2 separate regions of the Mus musculus genome follow, and region 1 is linked to region 2. A link is a loop called in an ENCODE intact Hi-C map of the cell type or tissue named here. Cell type or tissue: left cerebral cortex. All regions are shown on one strand. Each heading gives the region's core, and the rest is flanking DNA. Links, peaks and the distances in the headings are about the cores only.

Region 1 (10,266 bases), core at 3,423-8,422, 1.5 Mb after region 2:
TTCCTTCGCTGTGTGTGGTGACATGCACTTGGATCCCAGCACTCAAGAGGTAGGGGCAGCGAATATCAGTGCATGCCACATAAGACAAAGCCACACAGTAAGACCCTGTCTCAAACAGCAAAACAATCAAAAATACAAAATAAAACTTGGTGAGCTTTGTCTTGGTAAATTATCATCCTACAAATCCTGAACTCTGTAAAATTCTTTTTTAATTGTTAAAATGATTTAAAATCAATTTTTAAATTTATTTTAATTGTTTCAGATTTAATAGAGTAAAAAACATTGAAATGTATTTTCTAAAGTCCCATTAAGGCTTAGAATAGGTGTTATATTTTATATTATTCTTACTGATCAATATAAAATTGCGTATAGGAACTTACCTTCTGGACTTTAAACAGCCCATTCACAATTGTTCCACATGGCTGAATCTTCAGTTTACTAATCCTGGGAGTTTCCCTGGCTCTCTTAACAACGTTATTTGGGACTTCGTGGTTAGATTCAACATCAACCACAACTGAGGAACTGGTGACCTCCATGAAGTTACTGTGCCAAAGGTAGTTTGATATTTTAATTGTCCTCTTTGGGATAAATTTATCTTTAAACTGTGCGTTTAAAACTTTTACAAAGAAAAAATCTGTCTCCGTGGCCACTGTTGCATGAAATATCTCTTGTCTTCCTTCCTGAGTCTCACACTCAAAGGGATTTATAGCTTTCAGCACCGTGACAACAAGTGGATCTTTCTGTAAATCTTCTCTGATGGCTTCCTGTTCTGCCACCATCTGTTTCTTCTGAGGCTGTGACAAGAGAGAAAAGATGTTAGCTAGGGTCCACACTTACCCAAGCAGCCTTCATTCACAGTAAAACCCCAGGAAGAAAGAAGCTGAATTGAAGGGAAAATGGAGATAACGTTAGGAAGAGATTGGAGACCTAAAATTATCTAAGGGATATTTTGTGTTCTATGTTCAGACGGGGCAGTTTTACTGACTCTGGAGACAAAATTCCTGAATCAGAATCCTTCTTTGCTATGAAAAGTGTGTGTCAGAATCCTGAAACACTGCAAGGGGCTGAATCTGACTCTGTCTTCTTGTAATTCTACTACAGCATATTTTCCCCTCCAACTCTGAGCATGTAATTGACTCTTGCATCAGAGTGAGGAAGCTCAGTGATGTGCGCAGAGCTCCTGCACATTCCCAGGAATATTCCTGTGCATAATAGAAATGCAGATCATTCAATGTGAGGAAAGGAAGAGATCTCGGGATGAGATCCTACAGATGAATTAAAAGGAGATTAAAAATTAGAGTCAACTCTACCTTGGTAAGATTACTCTTAGAAGAATGAATTATTCTTGGAATGAATAAATTCTCATCTTGCCATTTTGTTCTTCCAGATTAAGAAATTAAGAGCAATAGGAGATAGTGTGTCTGTGTACAGGAATGTGCATGTATGTGTGTTTGCCCACGCATGTGTATGTTTTAGAAGCATATATATTAAGGCTTACATAAATTACATCTTATTATTTATAGTTATAAATCATCAAAATCTTTTAAATACCAAAAAATGGATTTTGTCAAATAAGGTCTTATAATACAACATATAAAAATTAAATGTTTTATAGGAATAATATAACAAACTATTTTAATTGATTTAACAAAGGATAAAGTATAATGCATTCCTTATTGGATAAATGCACAAATAACCCACATAACCTGGGATTAGTTTTTTGTTTAGTTTTGTTTTGTTTATTTTGTTCTTCCAAATTAAGAAATTAAAAATAATAAGAGACTGTTCATGTGCGCATTTCTGTATGTGACTGTGTGTTTGTTCATGCATGTGTATGTATCAGAAACAATACTATTTTAAAAGCAATTAACAATCCATAACTAAAGGAGACCCTGAGAGAAAGAGAGAGGCACAGAGCACATGCTTTGAACTGGATCTCTGCAAAACCTTGGGATGTGAGCCTGTGAGCTGATTTGATGAACGGCATCCCACTCTCAATTTGATCCAAAGCAGGAAAGTATCAAGTTCACTGAGAACTATTTTAGAATTTGTCTTCAGTCCTAGGCATTTTACTGGATTTTTCAGAGACTATACAATATGCATTTTTATGGGTGCTTACCAAAATGTAACATTTAAACTTGGGTATTGTTTTCTTCACAATTCTGGACATTTCTGAGCCAAACACAGAAGAAATGAGTGGGTGCTCTGGATAGAATGGTGTGCACAGCCTAAGCTTCTCTATGAAGTTTCATGACACTTTCTTTACAGAAAATGAAATTGCAGATGCTTGGTGGATTTTGTGATGGATCCCTATATGCTGCTCTGTCAGGACTAAGGGACAAGGACTCTCTTCCAGTTTTATCCCCTCTGCTACAAAGAGTCATTTCATGACAATAAGAGCAGGCACATCGTGACTAAAGGGACTGTGTTTTCCAACTACGTTGCAACAATCCTGAAGGGCATCCCTGGACCCTAAGTCTCCTGTGGAACAGGTCAAATTCTTTGCTGCAGTTCCATTGAACTAGAAACTTTCCCCATCCCCTCATCCTAAACCTCCTCACAAGAACTGATGCTGAGAGCAACCTGAAACATACTCACTGAAAAAGGTCCCTGTCAGAGTTTTCGTCAAAGAGAGGTTAACATAGCAACAGGTTATCATGTCCAGAGCATGGCAGAAATTAGAAGCTTCCTGGGCATGGACGCTGATGAATAGAAGTGATTTTTCTTTTTGTAATGCAGACATATCTCTCCTATCGTAGCCCGGTTTTCCTGATTTGTATGCTCAGAGATAAAGAACAGAAGGCTTCGAGTGCTGGAGGAGAGGGATAGTGATAAGAGTGTCACTAGCCACCTTAGCTTGAGGACAGACTTCTGTAGCAGCCTGTTCCTTAAAGTCATTGTCACTGCGGGTGGCAGAGGCAGCAGAGCAGTTTTCAGCTTGACTTCTATTTTCTACCTTCTGTGTTCCTCTCTTCTTTGTATTGGTCATGAGTTTACGTTCAGCTGAAGGAGAAAAAAAAAGGAGGAGGGTGAGAAGAAGAAAAGGAGAAGGTGAAGGGGAAGGGGAAGAAACAAGTAACAGATACATTAAAATCTATGAGTAAGCATGGCTGAGAATTAGAATTCTCGTTAGAATTCTAATGTTAATTAAAATATCATTAAAATATCGTTAATTTTTAAGAAGAAAATTAGAAGGGAGACAACAGCAGGGTGATAGATTAGGAGTTTCCCATCTTCAGGTCCTCACAAGAACATGACACAGGACTATGCACAGACAAGGCACCTTGGGGAAATCTCAGAAGGTAACAGAGGTGCCATCTAGAACATTAAGGCTGAGAAAAGTTCCTCTAGAGGTAGAGAGGAATGTTTTCATTTTAACTGTTTTCTCCTTCCCAAAATGGGAAAGTACCATGTAGAGAGAAGCCCACAGCCCTACACCTCCTAAGGTGAGGATTAAGGACAAGGAGTGTGCATGTGGCACTCCGGTAGTATGCAGGCATTGTAGAAGGCTCACTCTCATCTCATCCCACCCCATGAGAACTGTTGAGTACATTGGCAAGACTAGAATAATGGAAGTCAGTTAGAAATAAACAAAATAAAATGGGTCTTCCTGTGACTGATATGTGGTCTGCCTTGTGGAGTCACCCAATCAAAGAGAACATCCAATAGCATCTTTGCTAGCTTTGAATCATAGCCAACTTTCCACTTGTCTTACTACACTGTAAAAGGCATACACATACGCACATGTGTGGAGCACAGAATCCGAATCTGCCTGAACTCCACTGTGGAATGCTGACCCCACCCAACCTGAGAGCAATGTATCAGGCTTCCTGAAGATTATAGGTAATTTCATGCACACAGATGTCTTTGAAAGGAATCATCTGACCTAACCCAGCCACAGCCTATTGAGAAAATCACCCTACTCAGCCCCAGTGTTTGAAAAAAAATAAAAAGGCTTCTTGTTAAAGGCAATTGTGTCCGATATTTCTTTGGAGTAGAGGACCTGGTCTCCTCAAGCCTGGTGACCAAGAAGTGATGGGACTGGGATGAGTTTTGAGCTTAGCCTGTGGTTCAGCATGAGCCCAAACTGGGGGGAAAGTCTGTGATTTTATTCTATATATGGGTGTGTGATATGTGATGTATGGTGTATATGCGTGTGTCGATGGAGTGTGTGTGTGTGTGTGTGTGTGTGTGTGTGTGTGTGTGTGTGTGTGTGTGTGTGTTTAGTCTCAGGTCACACCCATTCCAAATGTCCCAGGAGCAGCATCCTTCCTATCCTTGGAACCCAATCTATCGCCATGAACAAATAGAGAATCTAAGTAGCAACGCTACCCATTTAGGACCTACATCCTGCAAACTTACTTAATTAGAGACGATCAAAGACTCTAGCTAGCAGCTCTATTGGACTGCTAAGCCCAGTTAGTGACCCTACTAAACCATGTAATGTAGATAATGTTTTTATTTGACCACAGAACACAAGCAGCAGCTTGGTCCAATCAGAAAACCTGAGAACAAGGTGTCTCCTTATAATTGATACCAACTGACATATGCATAGCACAGCCTGGGGTAAGAATAAGGGGGTTGTGAAGGAGAAGAGAAGTAGAACAAAGACCCAAAAAAGTTACTGCTTTCTCCTCCTCAAATGTGCAGGCACCCATCCAACATTTTATTCTGAAAAGGAAACTTCTTGTCCTGATTTTTAAGTGACCATCTATTAATATGGTCAGTGTTCAATTACTTAAGGAACTTATAGGTAAAGATGTTATAAGAACCTTTTTACGTGTGGTTTCCTCACAGAATCTGAAACATTCAGGGATGTTCATGGATTTAATTTTGTTAGATATCAAATCATGTAATGTATATGACTAACAGTTGTCACATAATAAGTATTCTGTCACTCTCTTTCAGACAACAGGAAGGAACTGAGTCTTGGTCAGGAATCCTATAGGGACCTTTATTCTTGTAGGCATGTCTAATCTATGGTCCATGAATCACATGTGCCAAGGACAGCTCTGAATGCAGCCCAATGCAAAACTATAAACTTCTTAGAATTTTTTGATCACATTTTTAACTCCATTGTGCTGTTATGGTGCATAAACTTTGGAAATGCTAGTGGCCTATGACTAATACCAAAATGACCAAATATGCTTGCAAGAAGTTCAACTGATCGTCCAATGGTTAGTGCTATGACATTTTTATTTATATTTTGGATATTTGCACATAAAAACATCCAGTCTCTGTTGACAGCACAGGAGAGGAGAAGAGAGCTAAGGGAGCCAAAGGGAATAAACATGTCACTCTGTTCTAGCCTATCAATCATACTGACCTTTTAAAAAAAATGCCATTGAGAGTGTTGTGTGGAAACATTTGGAAAAGTCATCTTCCCACTAGATACCTCTCGTTTCATTTAATAATTCAATGCACACTTTTCCTCTATCTAAGATCATTATACTTGGAGAATTTCCTTAGGTTTGCTTGGGTTTGTCATGCTTATTTAACCTCATAATTTTTCACCTGTTCTCTTGCTCAAGCCTCAACTAAAGGTCGGGACCCTGTTATCATTCTTTAATGACATCGTTTAATTTGTTCAGATACACACACATACACACACACACACACACACACACACATACACACACACACACACACACACACACACACACACACACACACACAGTTTTCATGAGGCAAGGCCACGTCATGCTGAACATTTACCAGAAGAAACACAAGGCAAAACTGCTGGGAAACAAGCCAGAGATCAATGCTCTACCGTAGCAGCCACTGGCATCACTGACACAGCTGTGGTCAAGGCAGGCTTGAAGATGACTTCAAGTAGCACTTCCAAGCTGCAAAGTGCCTAAACTGACTTCTAGATCAGCAGTCACTCCTGAGTTTTCAACCAGGTCTCAAAGTAGATCTTTTGAGCTAATCAAGCCGATAAAACCCCACCATTATTACAGAAGTAAAATAGAGGAAATTTTTTTAAGTAAGGGGGCTTTATATCATCCTATCCAGAAAAAAAAAAAAAGAAGCCATGAATAGGAATTAATTTCGGGAGTTAAAACTAAAACATGCTATCAGGCTCGCTTAGTTCAGTAGATGAACAGTAGTGACTGGAGCAATGATGTGTTCTTACTGCCACTGTGTGGTCAAATGTAAGAACTACACTTTCTGTCCAATGTCAGCTACTCTTAAACTAATCGTGATCAGGCCTTGCTCTAAGTTCCTCAAAGTCACATAGCATCTTATACCTGTATGTGATTTTTACCCTTACTTCATCACTTAGACGGCGTATAAATAACCCTCTGGAATCCAAGCCCCTGCTGCTGCATCACACACATCTCCTCGGCAAGCAGTTAACATTTTGAAGCTTCTGTATTACATAGTGTCCCCAAACCACTGCCTTTGGAATCTCTCATTTTAGGGACTCCCTTGATGAGGTATACTTTCATTGGCTCTTATTAGTCATTTGAACCCCAAGGACATCCCAGTTGTTCTTAAGGAGTAATTGGAAACTTAACGACATGGCATATAATTTGTGGAGAGTGAGAGCTGGTTTATTGAATGCAAACACGTGCTTTGTGTCCTGGAAGTTCATAATGTCGTCTATGCTAGAGATAAAGGAAGGATTAGAAACTCCATGCAGTAGAAGCGCAAAGGCTTCCTTAAAAAGGCCAACTGGGACCATGGCAGGATGGCTCAGCGCGGAGGTGGATAGTCCATGGCAAAGTTAAACAGTTCTCTGGTTTGTATGTTCAAGGCTGTGTTTTCTTCATGTCACAGCCAGGCAGGCCTTCAGCCAAGTGTGAAAACCTTAAGTACTGTGTAATGAGACCTTGGACATTAACACCGACCTGCCATTTCCGCAGTTTCTGCAAGTAGATTGGAGACAGACTCTGGTGAAGAGAGAGACAATGGTGGCAGCCCTGACTACCGGCATCAGACACGGCTAAGGAATTTGTAACATGCTGTTTAGTGACTCTGGGGGGTGAAGGGCCTGGTGATTAAGGAAATTAATTTCCTACAATACAATGTAGAAGGGTTTCATTTCTCTCATATCATTAAGGGAGGGCACTCCTACGCACCTTCTTTCTTTTTCTCTTCAAGAGCATTTGCAATATGCATATAATTCAACTTCTGGAAAATATTAATGGCCTTGGTCACTGCAGACGCCGCACCTGCACTTTGAATCAGGTGGTCAGCTAACTCTGTCCTATCTGCCACGTCGAGTGTGCTCCTGGCAATCTGAAACTCAGTCAAAGCAAAGTACTTGAACCGTTTCAGTTCTTCCTCCGTGATGTGGTCCAGGCCGGTCAACAACAGCATTTCCCGGTACTCACTCTCCATCTCACAGTCCCAGGATCAGCCTGAAAAGAAACCTCGGCCGTAAGATTACAGCACTCTATGCAAGTCTACATTCAGGACACACAAGGTAAGTGGTTAACAAGGCATACCCAAGATGACAGAGCAGGAGGAGAGCATTAGGTGAAACGTGAAAAATGAATCGCTATGCAAGATGATCAAAAAAGGATACTTTCAAAGGGCATGTGGTAACCTAGGAATTCTTAGGGTTCCTGACCCCTGCAAAGTGTAGAATATGGCACAGTGTGTATACTTCAGGCATATAACTTAAAATTTAACATACATATACATGAAATATATTTACCAGTTCATTCACTTGAGGACCATATTTTGCTGTCCCATCTCTTCAAATTCAAGATCAGAAGATTTTTCTCCTGTATTCTTCTCTAGAGACTTAAAAGGTTTAACTTGTATATCTATGACCTATTCTGGATTCTTTTGTATATGGTATAAAACTATACAAAGATCCTTTTGTGCACGTGGCAAAAATTTTCCGTGATTGTATGGAGAAGACCATGTCTTCTTTGTTTTCCAAAAAAATTCACTTTCCCATATATGAGTTGGTCTATTTAAGGATTCTTTCCCTTGTTCCTTAATTTATCTCTCTCTTAATTTAGGATGTATGTGATATTCTGAATGGGAACATTCAATAAAAAGAAGATGTCAATTTGTCAATTAATAGACAAACTACATGCAAAATCTCAGAGAAATCATGTAAGGATAATTCTACATCTGCATGCAAAGCTAAGGACAAAAAGATACCAAATATGTTAAAATATTCACCAAGTAACACTCTGCCGACTACCTATAAATGCTTTTAAAGACTTAATAATTAGGGAAGTCAAATGGTAAGCAGAAAAATGTCAGAATAAAATCAGAACCACATATACAAAAAACATGGCACATAAACAGTATGAATAAATCTGAAAGAAAGAATTATCAGCAAAGAACAGTATTCAGAAAAATTATGTGGGAGATGATAATAATTGATCTTTATCTTATATCACAGAAAAATAAATACTCACCTAGATACAATAGCTAAATAGGAATAGCAGTACAGTTGAGAAACACTGGATTTTTTTTCTTCACTTTACATTGAGAAAAAGGAAAACTTCCTAAACAATATACATAAAGGACATGTTAGGGAGGCAAGAGTTATTAAATTTCATCGAAAACATAGTCTAAAATTCTGCATGAAAATACAAACAATGCAAACATCAACAAAAAGGTCCAAATTGGGATTGTACCGCCTCCAGTGTCTATGATGAATAAACGCCTTGTTTTCAAATATGTGAAGAAAACCACATATCTGTGAGAAATTGTCAACTGCCTAGGTGAAGAGTGGTGAAAAGAGATGAACAAGCAGTGTGCTTCAGTATGTGATGACGTTGTGTAACAATATCATTAACACTGCTAGTAGTCTGTTACTTTGCAGTGAACAAGGTAGAAGAAATAAGACCAGAACAGGGGGATTCATGAGAAGAAAACAACAGGTCAAAGACCCTCACATTTCCCACCACTGCAGACTATTTCAATGAGCTCTATAGACTACAGTTAATGAGACCTTGCCACTCTCGGTAAAAACTGGGCAGGTAAGGAAGAGATCAGAGTATCTCTGCTTACGTGGGTGGTGCTCATATTCAAAGCCCAAAACTACCATAAGCACCCTTTCCAACTTAAGACATACAATACACCCAGAATAGCCACAGCGAGGAGTCTGCACCAGGGCACCAGTCCCTTCGACAAACGGGAAGTAGGAAATCTCCTCTGACTTAGTATGTGGAGGATGCTAATCACCTCAGCATGCTTTCTGCTGGTCTGTGTGAAATTTTAATCTTTCTACACCCATCTTCGATAAAAACATAATCACAGTTAATCACACTTTATATGAAAAATTAAGACATTGATTCCTCCAAAGGTTGTTTATCTTATTTACATACAATTTTTCATTTTACTATAGAATAAGTCTTCAAAAAAAAGTTGTAAACTATTGGTTGAGACGAAAATGAATCTCAGCAGTAGAGCCCTTGACTCCTATGTGGGAGGTTCTGGGTTCAACTGAAAGGACCAGGAAATACAGCCACAGTGAGGTGCTGGGTAGAGGGTGGATTATCAGCGAAGGAAATGCACTCCAATCCTCAGGGCCAGCAAGAGGTGCAGCTGCAATCTGAGAGTACAGTGCTATGCCTCGCAGAATGCATATGCCAAGTGCTCGCACAGGGAGCCTGAGAGATGGAAAGGGTTAAGAAAGACATATATGATAGGCTGGCCTCTTTCTAAACAGGGAGGGCTGTTACACTATGTGAAAGTGCCCTTTACGGCATACCTGGAAAACACCAGCTCTGCAGTAATTGTTGGTTCAATTTGGGATTTGAGGCACAATGACTTACCTGACGCCACCCAGCTTCTAAAGGATGACTATGCGGCCAGACCTCAAGTCTCCTGAATCAAGTCCTCTGTACTGTCTTGTTCCCACTGCCTTTGTATTATTCACAGAATGGGCAACAATACCTTTAAATTAAAAAACAAAACAAAACAAAACAACAACAAAATTCTAACGTTATTGGCTGTTATTCGAAGACACACATTCCGTAACTCTCTTAAAGTATTAATAATGATATAATAATTGCCATCTTTTCCCCTTGTCAAAACCATTTATCTCTCTTCACTGTGTGTTGGAATAAATTAAACCCACCCTCTCTGTAGATTTCTACTCAAACTTCCCTGCATATGTATTATAAAACTAAAACTGGCCCTGTTCCTCTCTGTTACCACAAACTGTTTCGTTTTCCTCTCTACTTGTCTACTTAGCAATCCAGTAGTTTTTTGGTTCACATTCTGTGCTGGAATAAAAGTGGCTTGTGGGCAAGGACTCTGTTGTTCATGTCTGCAGTCCTGGCTCCT
Region 2 (10,266 bases), core at 3,547-8,546:
CTCACATCCTTCTCCTCTGAGAAGAAAGACTCCTTCCACCTGCCCTGGGTATCAGGTGGAACATATTTATACCTGGGAACTCTTGTCATTTCTTTATGGTAAAAATCTCACAATTTTTTTGCCTACTTTTTAAAATATCCAGTAAATACATATCATTTTTATTCGCCCTACTGTACACTAGCACTCCAAAATCAAACCTTTTCTATTCTTCCCCCCTGCCTGCTCTCCTCAGCCTCTTTTACTGCTATGACGTCTCTTATCATTCTCTATCATTTTGAAGACCTGTTTGCATAATTTCTTCTCTATCCTGGTATTTGTACCCATGTCCTTCTTTATATATCTCAGTAATAGTTTCTCTTGGTCCTGCCTCCTATTGTCACACCCTCGGTTACTTTTCACTTTACAAAATATCCCAGACACTTTCTACCTTAGTGACATGAACACATGAGTTAACAGCTCACTCAGCAGTTTCTCCCAAGAAGTGAGTGCATCTGCGGCTCCTGACTGAGAGCTTTTGGGCAGTGTGAATGCATCCATGGGCATGAGCTCTCTAGTACAAGGCACTAGGGAACCACTGCTGTTGCTATGCTATTATTCAGTTGCCACTTAGACTCCTCCATTTGCATTGTCCTATGTCTGAATGTCCCTTCCTATCTGTTTGACTCATTCTTCTCCTGTCTCTCTATGAAATTTCCATCTCTATCTCTGGCCATTTGCTTACCATGGTTTAAAAAACCCCTGCACCCCAGTGATACAGTTGATTAGTCTGTGGTACATAAGCAGTTTGGCATCCTGAACACACTTTCCTCATTAACCCATTGGTGACTGTGACCCAGAACAGCAGTCACTCCTTCACAAACACCTCCTACCCTGGTTAGTCCTTTCCCCCATAGTTACACTCTCAAATATTTGAGTAACTCCATCACAGTTACTCTCAAATATTATCTATAAAATATACATTCCCTGGATACCCTCCTTATTTTCAGATGTTGACCAACATTTATGCTTTGCCCAGAATGCCTTGCCTGTTAATGTTACACAATTCTATTTACTGGAATCAGCACCCATAGCCTTAATTCTTCCCATAGTGTGGAATAGGACTAATGCTATTATCTAAGGCAAAACCTCTTTCTATGACTTAGTGCTCTCATTGCTTCTCTAAAACCCGTCTCCCAATAGCTATCTCCTCAACAAAACAAATGAGACAAGGACAAAACAACTGTTTGCATTTCCTAAAAGTCCCTACAACTGCATTTTACTCATTACCTCACTAAAAGCACACATGTCTCACACATGTAGTGACTCATATCCCAGAGTGTCCCCTCTATCTCACTGCCATATCCTCTTCATTGCACTAGCTGGTACCAGAGATTATATTAACCATTGTTTATGCCCTCATTATAAACTTTCCCTCTGGGAGAAAGCAAGATCAACAGAGGAATCGAGACTTCTCATTCTGCTGCATTCCCACTTTTAAAAACAGTGTCTAAGACTAAAAGACACCATAACATCTTTCCATAAATGATTCAATACTCTATAATGTTTCTACTGCAATTACATAAGTCTCCTCTGAAGGCGATCTGAAGGACCAGAGTTTGATTGCATTTTGCTGTAACAGAGACTTCTGAAGGAGCAAGACCAAAACAAGCAAGGGTTCATCCCAGTGGTACTGTTATGAGAAGAAATGGATTCCAAGAGCTTGATTCCAGCTAGAAAAGGAGCTTGGATTCTGGAGGCTCTCACTGGATAGACAGACTTTGCACAGAAGCACAGTGCACAGACATTATGTGCACAGAGATTTTTAACTATGATGAAACAGGCTTTTGGATCCTTGACTCCAAAGGTAATGTTGGGATACAAAGATTGAAAAAAGCGTATAGAATGCTGAGAACTGTCATGGTCCATCATGCATTAACACAATGGCCCTTGGTATTTTCATCAAAAGAATTCATTTCAACCAGTTATAGTAGGTGAGTCACTGAACAGAAAGATCCTTTGGACTTGGAAATTGGCAGGGGAAGACTTTCTCCTAAAGATATTTTCATCCAATATTTGAATTACATAAGTGTCAAAATATGTCATTTGGAAGATGGTATTTTCAGCTCACACAAAATTACTTTTTTGAAAATAATATTTATAGAATATAGAATATGTCATTAATTATCTTTATTTTAAAATTAGAAAACTAAGACACATGTGTGCATCATGCTTTGTTTGCCAAACTTTAATTTTATAATTAACTTCTGTGATTGTAATTTGTCTTCATTGTTAATGATAATTTCTATAACATTGTAGCAATTGAGTAAAAATTTATCGTTCTTTGGTCTGCTTCTAGAAAGAAACATCCTTATTTTTTTTTAAAGATTGTCACAAAAAGTCTAATTTAGCAATAAAGTTTTAACAGGTGAAAAGACATATGGATAAATAAAAATGAGACAAAGAAAATACATTAAAATATCCACCAAAGAACATAGAGGGCCTGAGTATTTGTTCTATGAATGTTTATTTTACATTTTACTTAACTCTAATTTTTGAAGAACTGTTTTTATTGGCAATAAGAAAAACATTTATACCACAACCCCTTCTCCTAAGGCTCCAGGATCATTGGAGAAGAAAGAGCTGAAAAAGAAAGAGCAAGAAGTGGCCAATGAAATGGAGTTTCCAGGACACAGCAGGGCAGCCACACAGGTGAACCCACAGTGGTTGTGACTGGATGCACAAGACAAGTCAGACCAAATCTCAGAATGGAGAAGAGAGTGCGATATGAGGTTGCACCCCTAGCCAAGGAGGTATGAACAACTAGGGGAGGGAGAAGCAGTTTTCTCAAAGAGTGTAGTTTTTGGAAAGTCAGCCTTTGTTCCTAAGTTGCTTTTGGTCATGTTGTTTTATCATAGAAATAGAAACCTAACTCAGATGGAATGTGTACAGTACCTGAAAACATTGTACCATTTTACATATACAGCTTAAACATCTAAGGATTTGATGTCTATGCTAGTTCCTGCAAAGTAAAAATCAAGTTATCACTTGTGGAACTATGCTCAGCTCTGTGCTGATTTACTCCTTAGCAGAGATAGCACGTAATCGATTGTTTAGCCCAAAATTATAGATGGTAAAATCTCATGAAAATTCACTTGTAGTTATGGAAATAAAAATGAATACAACTTATCTGTATATTTCAGTTGATGGATCATAATTTGATAGAATGTGGAAATACTCCCATCTCCTACTTCTTTTCAGGCATTAGAGCTCCTGACCAAAGATCATGAGTCTGTACAACAGAAAGTGAGAAATGAGCAAGTCTCATGAATCTATGACATTTCCTGCAGATTTAGTGATGTACTCTGCACCACCAATAGTAAAAGAGAACAGGACATAGAGGAAGACAGAGTGGCTTCCAGTAGGAGTAATCAAGGGACAGAGCTTGTCATCCTGTGTTCTATTGGTTAAAGTGCACACAAAGTTCCCTCACAGTGCCTGGCTTCTGTTAGAAGTCTGATGAATGTTGTCCACCTGTTCATTCTTCTGACTTCTCAAACAGCCAAATTTCAGGACCTGTTGCCCATAGTGTACTGTCACAGCTGTACATGGCAGCTTTTCCATTTATATGGCAAGAACTATGTCTGAGCTGAGACAGAAAACATTGTGGGAGATAATTATTTGGGATCCAGAGTCAGATTGTTTGGACCAATTCATCATCTTGAGTTTTACTAGGTTGTGATCCTGGCCAACCGTTGTGCCCCAGTTTTCTCATACATGTATGCCAGAGTATTTGTTAGGGGGAGTAAATAAATACATGCATAATACTTAGACAGCTACCTGGCTCATGGTAAGATGCAAAGTACCAATAAAAGGAAGTTTCCTTCTCCTTCCTTCTCCTTCTTCTCCTTCTCCTTCTCCTTCTCCTTCTTCTCTTCTTTCTCCTCCTCCTCCTTCTTCTTTCTCTTCTTCCTCCTCTTCCTTCTCTTCCTCTTCTTTTATTATTATTTGCTATTATTGTTATACTATTATGACTTTATTTCTTCATAGGTGGCATCAAATGGTATAGTAATAAATGCTGCTATTTTAATTAAATATTCTGACTTAGTGTTCATTAGCAATCACACTATACATGTACAGAAACAAGAAATCAAGGCAAGAACTTAAAAGTCACTATAAACATATAGCGTTTACTTATGTTGTATTTGTGTTTCAATCTTCATAGAGAGTAATCATGAAACAGTAATATTTAGCATTTGGGAAATAATGGATCATTTGATCACTTCCTTCCTTTTTCAGCAAAAGGAGACATTTTTTTATAGACTATTTTTTTTGCCCAAGGATTCGGTGATTCTAAGACAAAGGATGAAGGGACATAGATCCTACCAGTCAACCTAGGCTATCTACCCCAGTTCTTAGCATAACTCTTGCCTATCCTTTCTCACTATTCACAATGTTTAAGCCTTTTCTGTCCATTTTGTTTGAGATCACAAGCCTGGCAATTAGTTATTTATTGAACTCTTATCAAATATTTGCTAAGTATAAGGCAAAAAGACCTAGAAATTTATAACAATAACCCCTCCCTCTTTCTCTCTCACATAAGTCTAAATGTGTGAAAGATCTATAACAGAAATACTCAATATCTCTGGATCCACAATGAAAACCAATGTAGCAAACACTAAGAACACACAAGAATGAGGACCTCATTAAACAGGCAGATGGCAGTGTTCTCACAAATTAAGACAGCATTGGTGCTTTGACCTTACCATCCTATCCCAACCATTCCTCCTTGAACGTCTTAGCATTTTCAGAATAAAATGTGACCCAATACACACTTTGAAAAGGAGTTCTAAAGTTTCTTATTGAGGACATTCAGACATGCTGAACTGTGCTTATGGGCATGCCTCCTTATTAGTAGATTGGGTAACCCAGGCATTTATAATTATAATTATATCATATATTCTCATCCACTTCTTGGTATTATTAGATTTCACAAAGTCATACTTTTCATGAAGTTACTGGTATTTTGTCCTTCATTTTTTTGATATTGGTAAGATAGTAAATGAAGCTTTTAAATTAGATTTATGGTAGCAATATAAAGTGAAAAGTATGTCATGGCAGCCCATGTAGGCTGAGGAGCAGAATGCTGCCATCACTAGATCAACAGCAAAAGACAATATGTCTTTAATGAATTTATTACTAGATCCTGAATATGTGGCCAGAAGATTTGTACCCAACAGGTAAAATTCTATAAATCTCTATTTCAAATGTCACTGAACATAGTTTCACTCTTCAACCTATCCTGTAGTCTCTAGAGAAACCCACCAGGCAGGAGGGCAAAATGAAAGACTTACTGTGTAAGCCACTAGTAAAGCTAGCACTATTAGCAAGGGCAAGTGAATGGAAGATAAAACATGACCTGTGTTGTCAATGAGGTGAATTCATGTTCAGCCTTGATCCATTTCTATGGCCAATAACCAGGGGAAGTAAAGTCAAGTCTTTCCTTCGAACTTCAAAAGTCAGCAGGCAGAGGACAAAGAAGCAATGGGCCATAAAAGATCAGGGCTGAGCTACATTCTTCAAAGGCCAGAAGCAGATCATGTTTTAATACCTGGATCTGGGACATGCCAACTGCTAAACCAAGAACTAGATGAGCCCCAAGTGAACCTCACTCATTTTGTTTGAAGGTTGGTACTAGAAGTACCACATTATAATGGACTTTTTAAAGTGAATCCATCCAACAGGAATATGTACACTGAAGAAGTCAGAGAAAGACTGAAAATGGAGGAATTGGGTCATTAGAAGGGAGGGAGAATATAGTGATCCTGTTTTCAGGATGTCTTCGTTATCTTTAGATATATATCCTTTCTTGTCCTTCCAGAATCTCAATCAACAGTTATGGTTTATACTATATGACAGAGCATTTGTGTTAGACATTCAAGCAACTTAAGTTGTTTAAAACTAATAGTCTCCATGTATCTCTCTCTCTCTCTCTCTCTCTCTCTCTCTCTCTCTCTCTCTCTGTCTCTCTCTCTCAAATGAGATGAAAGACAATCACAGTGAGGAGGAAAAAATATATTATTATGTCCCACAACCATGACATCGGTCCGTTCACAATGGTGACTAGGTGGTCGAAATCTACAAATGCAATATCTGGAGATTTCCTATGTGCCAGAAAACTGTGGCACCTAACACAGCCTCTCTGACACCTCCATTTCCCCCTCTGCTTTCTCTTTGGGGAGCCAGGGTCCTCTGCTTGCTAGCAACAAAGAATACAGCAGATGGCAGCAAGCAGCTGCCACATGCTCTGAGCTTATCATGTCCAAGTCCTGTTCAGCCCGGCTGAAGGAAGGTTGAAAGGGGAGGTAACTTGTCAGATTTCTGTGTTCTCTTTTTCTTCTTCTGTCTCTGCCTTTCCTCCAACTAGAAAGAAAGAAGCATTTAATCTCTAACTAGCACATAAAATCAGCAATTAGAGGCTGGACAAGAACACAGGTTTGTTCCTGAAGGCTGAGCCCTACCTGAGTCTGAACAGTAGTGGAAGAAGGCCACACTTGCTGCCTGCCCTGCTGCCTTGTTCACTTCTCAGCCTTCAGGGGCTATTGAGCATTCCTTGGATATACATTCTGAGAACACTCATCCAAAGCCAAATTCTTCATAGGCCATTTCTACTCCCTCTACCTGTCCATCTTACACCAGCAGCCACGCAGAGGACACAGGTAGCAGGAAGGCCTGAGAGCCCCCAGCTTTCAGCCCAGGAGCGCAGAGATAAGCTTGGATTCTCCTAACTCAGCCTCTGCAGACCACAGCAGAGCTGTCAACATGCCCTGTACTTCTCTGAGCCCCTGCCTTTAAACTTGTCCTGTTTAACTCAGCTCAGAAGCCTGGAATCTGTGAAAGTAAACATTTCTTATCCCTTGGATAATCTGGATAATGCAATTTAAAATACAGACGTCTATTCCCTGGACAAACACAACTGCCCTGACGTTAATGGGGCCATTTATCTGTGTTGAAGTTGGTAAGCCATGAGCACTGTTGGTGATGTTGGGATTTGGGGGATCTGATTAGCTCTGTAGTTCAAGTGACAGTAAGAACAGTGCCTGTGGCATGGGTTGGTTTCTCCTATCTTTTGGGTCATTGAATAACTTGAATCTTTTCTCCTCTGTGCTAAAATCTGAAAGGTAAGGTTTTGGTTTTTTTCTCGATTTAGACAGTCCAGTTTATTTTTCATAACTATCAAGGCGTACCTCAGCCTGGCATCCTGTTTCAGTGAGGTTCTCCAAACTTAAAATTTCTACAAAAGACAGACCCTGCAGGAAACTAGGATTACAGGTTTTAGCACCAAGTCTTTGAATTCAAAATATTTAAAAATACCTTCAGTACGTGGATGCATTTGGAGCTACCACACCTTCCTGCCTGGCTCACTAACTGGAAGTTCAGGCTTTCCTATTCAATTGACCCTGACTGTCTCAGGTGATCGCATCGCACAAACAGTGCAATCACAGTACAAAACTCAGCCGATGGACTTTCTAAAACTGGTTCATACAAAGTGTTGAAATAGAGTACAGAATGTTAAAACAGAGTCCTGAAAGAAAAAAGAAACCACTCCCAAATACCTTTGCAAAGTGAAGCAAAATGTGGATATCCACATTTTAGTAGAAGTTGGATAAGAACATTTTCCTCCCCTGCATCATTTCTGGGATGAACCATTTGGCTAAATCTCTGGTTTCTTAGCAACAGATAGTAACTGATTAGGTAAGTGATTCCTATTTATCCTAATAAAAAAATTATGAAATAGTGAAAATGTGAATCTATTAGCAAAATGAGAGAAAAATTCAAATCTCTAAGAGATGTTTCTTAGAAGCCTTTCAAAATACTTTAAAAACACTTTGAAAAAAATCCAACTTGCGAACTTTGAATTTTATCTCAGTCCATTGTCCTGAAGTCCAACTATTGAGAAATAACTCCCCAGGAAAGGCCCTTGCCTGCTTTATTCAGCTCAATGGTGTATCTACTTCAGGAAGACTGTCAAGCTACAGGCTACTTGGAGGGTCTCATGATATTTACCTTTCTTTTTTATCTTTTTGCAGCTCACTGACTTCACTGAATAACTAGGCAGCAGACTTCATGATCTATTTCTTACACCACCACACCCCGGGGGCCACCTCACCACTGGGGTTGCTGATGAGTGTCACTGTGTCTGTGACTTTATTTGGGTGCTGAGCTGGGCTAAGGTCTTCATGTTGCATGGCAAAAACACTCTGTTAACTGAATCATCTCACTAGTCTTGAAACACAGCTATCCTAAAAGTTCCCCCAGAGATGGAGAACAAATTCTCTATGCATTTAATGTTCTCTTCCTATTAAAGGCCATTTTGCTTCTCTTATAGAAGTGGGTTGCAAAGGCAGATAGCCTTTAAAATAAGCACGAATTTACTATTGTATATGAGAACAGGATGATACAAAGCAGAGCAAGACAGGCTTCCCAGAGTGTACCAGCTCAAAATCCCCCAAAGAACACATGATTTGTACAAATTCCTCTGGATTGGGATGCTGTGTACATTTTCGAGTGAAGGGAAAAAATGGAATAATTTCAAGGCTTTCTAGAAACAGATAAGAATTGGGTAAAAGGGAGAATCACATACCACTTGACGGCTGACACTGTCCTGCCGGCCAGAGGAAAGAGGTGAGAAGCCAGACATAGAGCCCTGGTTTTCCCAAGGTCACCCAGGCTCTAACCAGAATAAAATAAAAATGCACAAAATGTAGAACAACACAATCTCTTTTCTTTGAACAATTTAGAGAGTAGATACAAAGCAAAAACCTAAAACTGCAACACAACTATCTATATTATATATTATTGCATAATATATAATCGTAATTATGTATAATATATTATAGAGTATTAGTATATTCATATGTTATTATATTTTGGATAGTACATATATTATGTAGTAAATCACAGAAGCTGCACATGTTTGAAGAAAAAGCAACTGCAACTTGAGAGCTTCTTTATCTGTAGGAGTGTAGCGTTGCTCTGAGAATCCACAAAAAACCTACTATCTTCATCCACAAGAATTGTAATGGTGTGTGCGTGCATTTGTGCATGGCTCTGCCATTGGCTTGGCTTGTGAAATGTCACTGATGCTCATTTTGCATGGATAACAAACTAGTAACTCCTGCACCCAGTGATTTCTGAGTCCTTGATTCTCTCTCTCTCTCTCTCTCTCTCTCTCTCTCTCTCTCTCTCTTTCTTTCTTTTTTCTTTTATTTTTTTAATTTCTTTAGTTTCTGCCTTTGAATCCATTTTGTAAATTACTGGACAGGTAAAGAGAAGCAAGGCTATTAGCGAGAGAAGGTCAGCTCCGTCCTAAGGAAATATTAGTGGTGGATTGATGCCCTCCAGCCTGCCTCCAAGAAAAATACAAGGAAATAAAATAGCTAAGTGGAGAGTATGACATACCAAGAAGGAGTACATGCTAAATTTCTTTCACTGTGAATTGACAATTAAGCATATTAACATTTTTATTATGTTTTTTACTAACAGGTAGCATTTTTTCAAACCATTAAGATCTCAGAAAAGTATTACATGACTGTGTCACTGTTATGGATTTTAAGACAGTTGCCCGGCATGGAATGACACAGTATCTCCCTCCCTCTCAAATGATTGTTTCTCAATCATATTTTGCACCAGGAATGGCCTAATGGTCTGGTCATGTTCCAGAGGTACAAGAAGAAAACATGTTTAAGAGCATTTCTTCAGCCCGTGAGTCCCAGTGTTAAGATGGAAGTCTGAATTGAAAAGGCAGAATGACTTACAACAACCAGTCAGAGGAAAGCATGGGATTCATATCCCAGATGGAAAATCTGGGAAGAAGAGGCAGAGATACCAAACCTTTCTTTCTTTGGCAAATACAAAATGCAGGCTGCACCTCAAGCCTGCTTCCAGGATTTGCTAAATAAGAATTTCATGGCAAATTATCAAGAGCCTGCAGAACCACTTGGTTTGTAACCCACATACTGCTCGGTGTCACTTTCCTGTTGTTCTGCTAGAAGTTATTCATATTGAAGACAGCAGTGGATCCTGGCCTTAGACAACCAAAGAATCAATAAGATTGTGCTGGCATCAGCTGCGTGAGCCTTAGAATAGAAATTACTTGAACCCTCATAATGTTTGTTAGTAGAGTTCCTTTTGATCTGTTGAAGTCTTAAATGATCAGCAGAGAGGAGTTCTATAAAATGCTCTCTTCATTCAGTTCTTCACTCTGCTTGGTCTGAGTTTTCTTAAGTT

Evidence for each region. A loop is a pair of places that touch in the nucleus more often than their neighbours do. Peaks named below come from ENCODE experiments on the same cell type or tissue, not always from the same donor. Only the 100,000 strongest peaks of a DNase experiment are listed, where the experiment ranks them.
Region 1: it touches region 2 in a loop (4-fold over the local background); 2 of 42 quality-filtered maps call a loop at or near these places.

The regions. Positions count from the first base shown.
Region 1 is chr1:173,452,435-173,462,700 of GRCm38, reverse strand. It overlaps Aim2 (absent in melanoma 2), which reads right to left. Exons shown (of 9, transcript NM_001013779.2): 3 at 9,753-9,873; 4 at 8,388-8,477; 5 at 7,086-7,367; 6 at 2,852-3,003; 7 at 381-794. The coding sequence starts at 7,347. Among named protein-coding and RNA genes, the nearest start is that of Ifi206, 34 kb to the left of the region's middle. In left cerebral cortex, for the core only: a CTCF peak has its summit at 6,149; a DNase peak (open chromatin) is centred at 6,152.
Region 2 is chr1:174,996,005-175,006,270 of GRCm38, reverse strand. No RefSeq gene overlaps it. Among named protein-coding and RNA genes, the nearest start is that of Grem2, 79 kb to the right of the region's middle. In left cerebral cortex, for the core only: a CTCF peak has its summit at 6,255 (motif pointing right); a DNase peak (open chromatin) is centred at 6,257.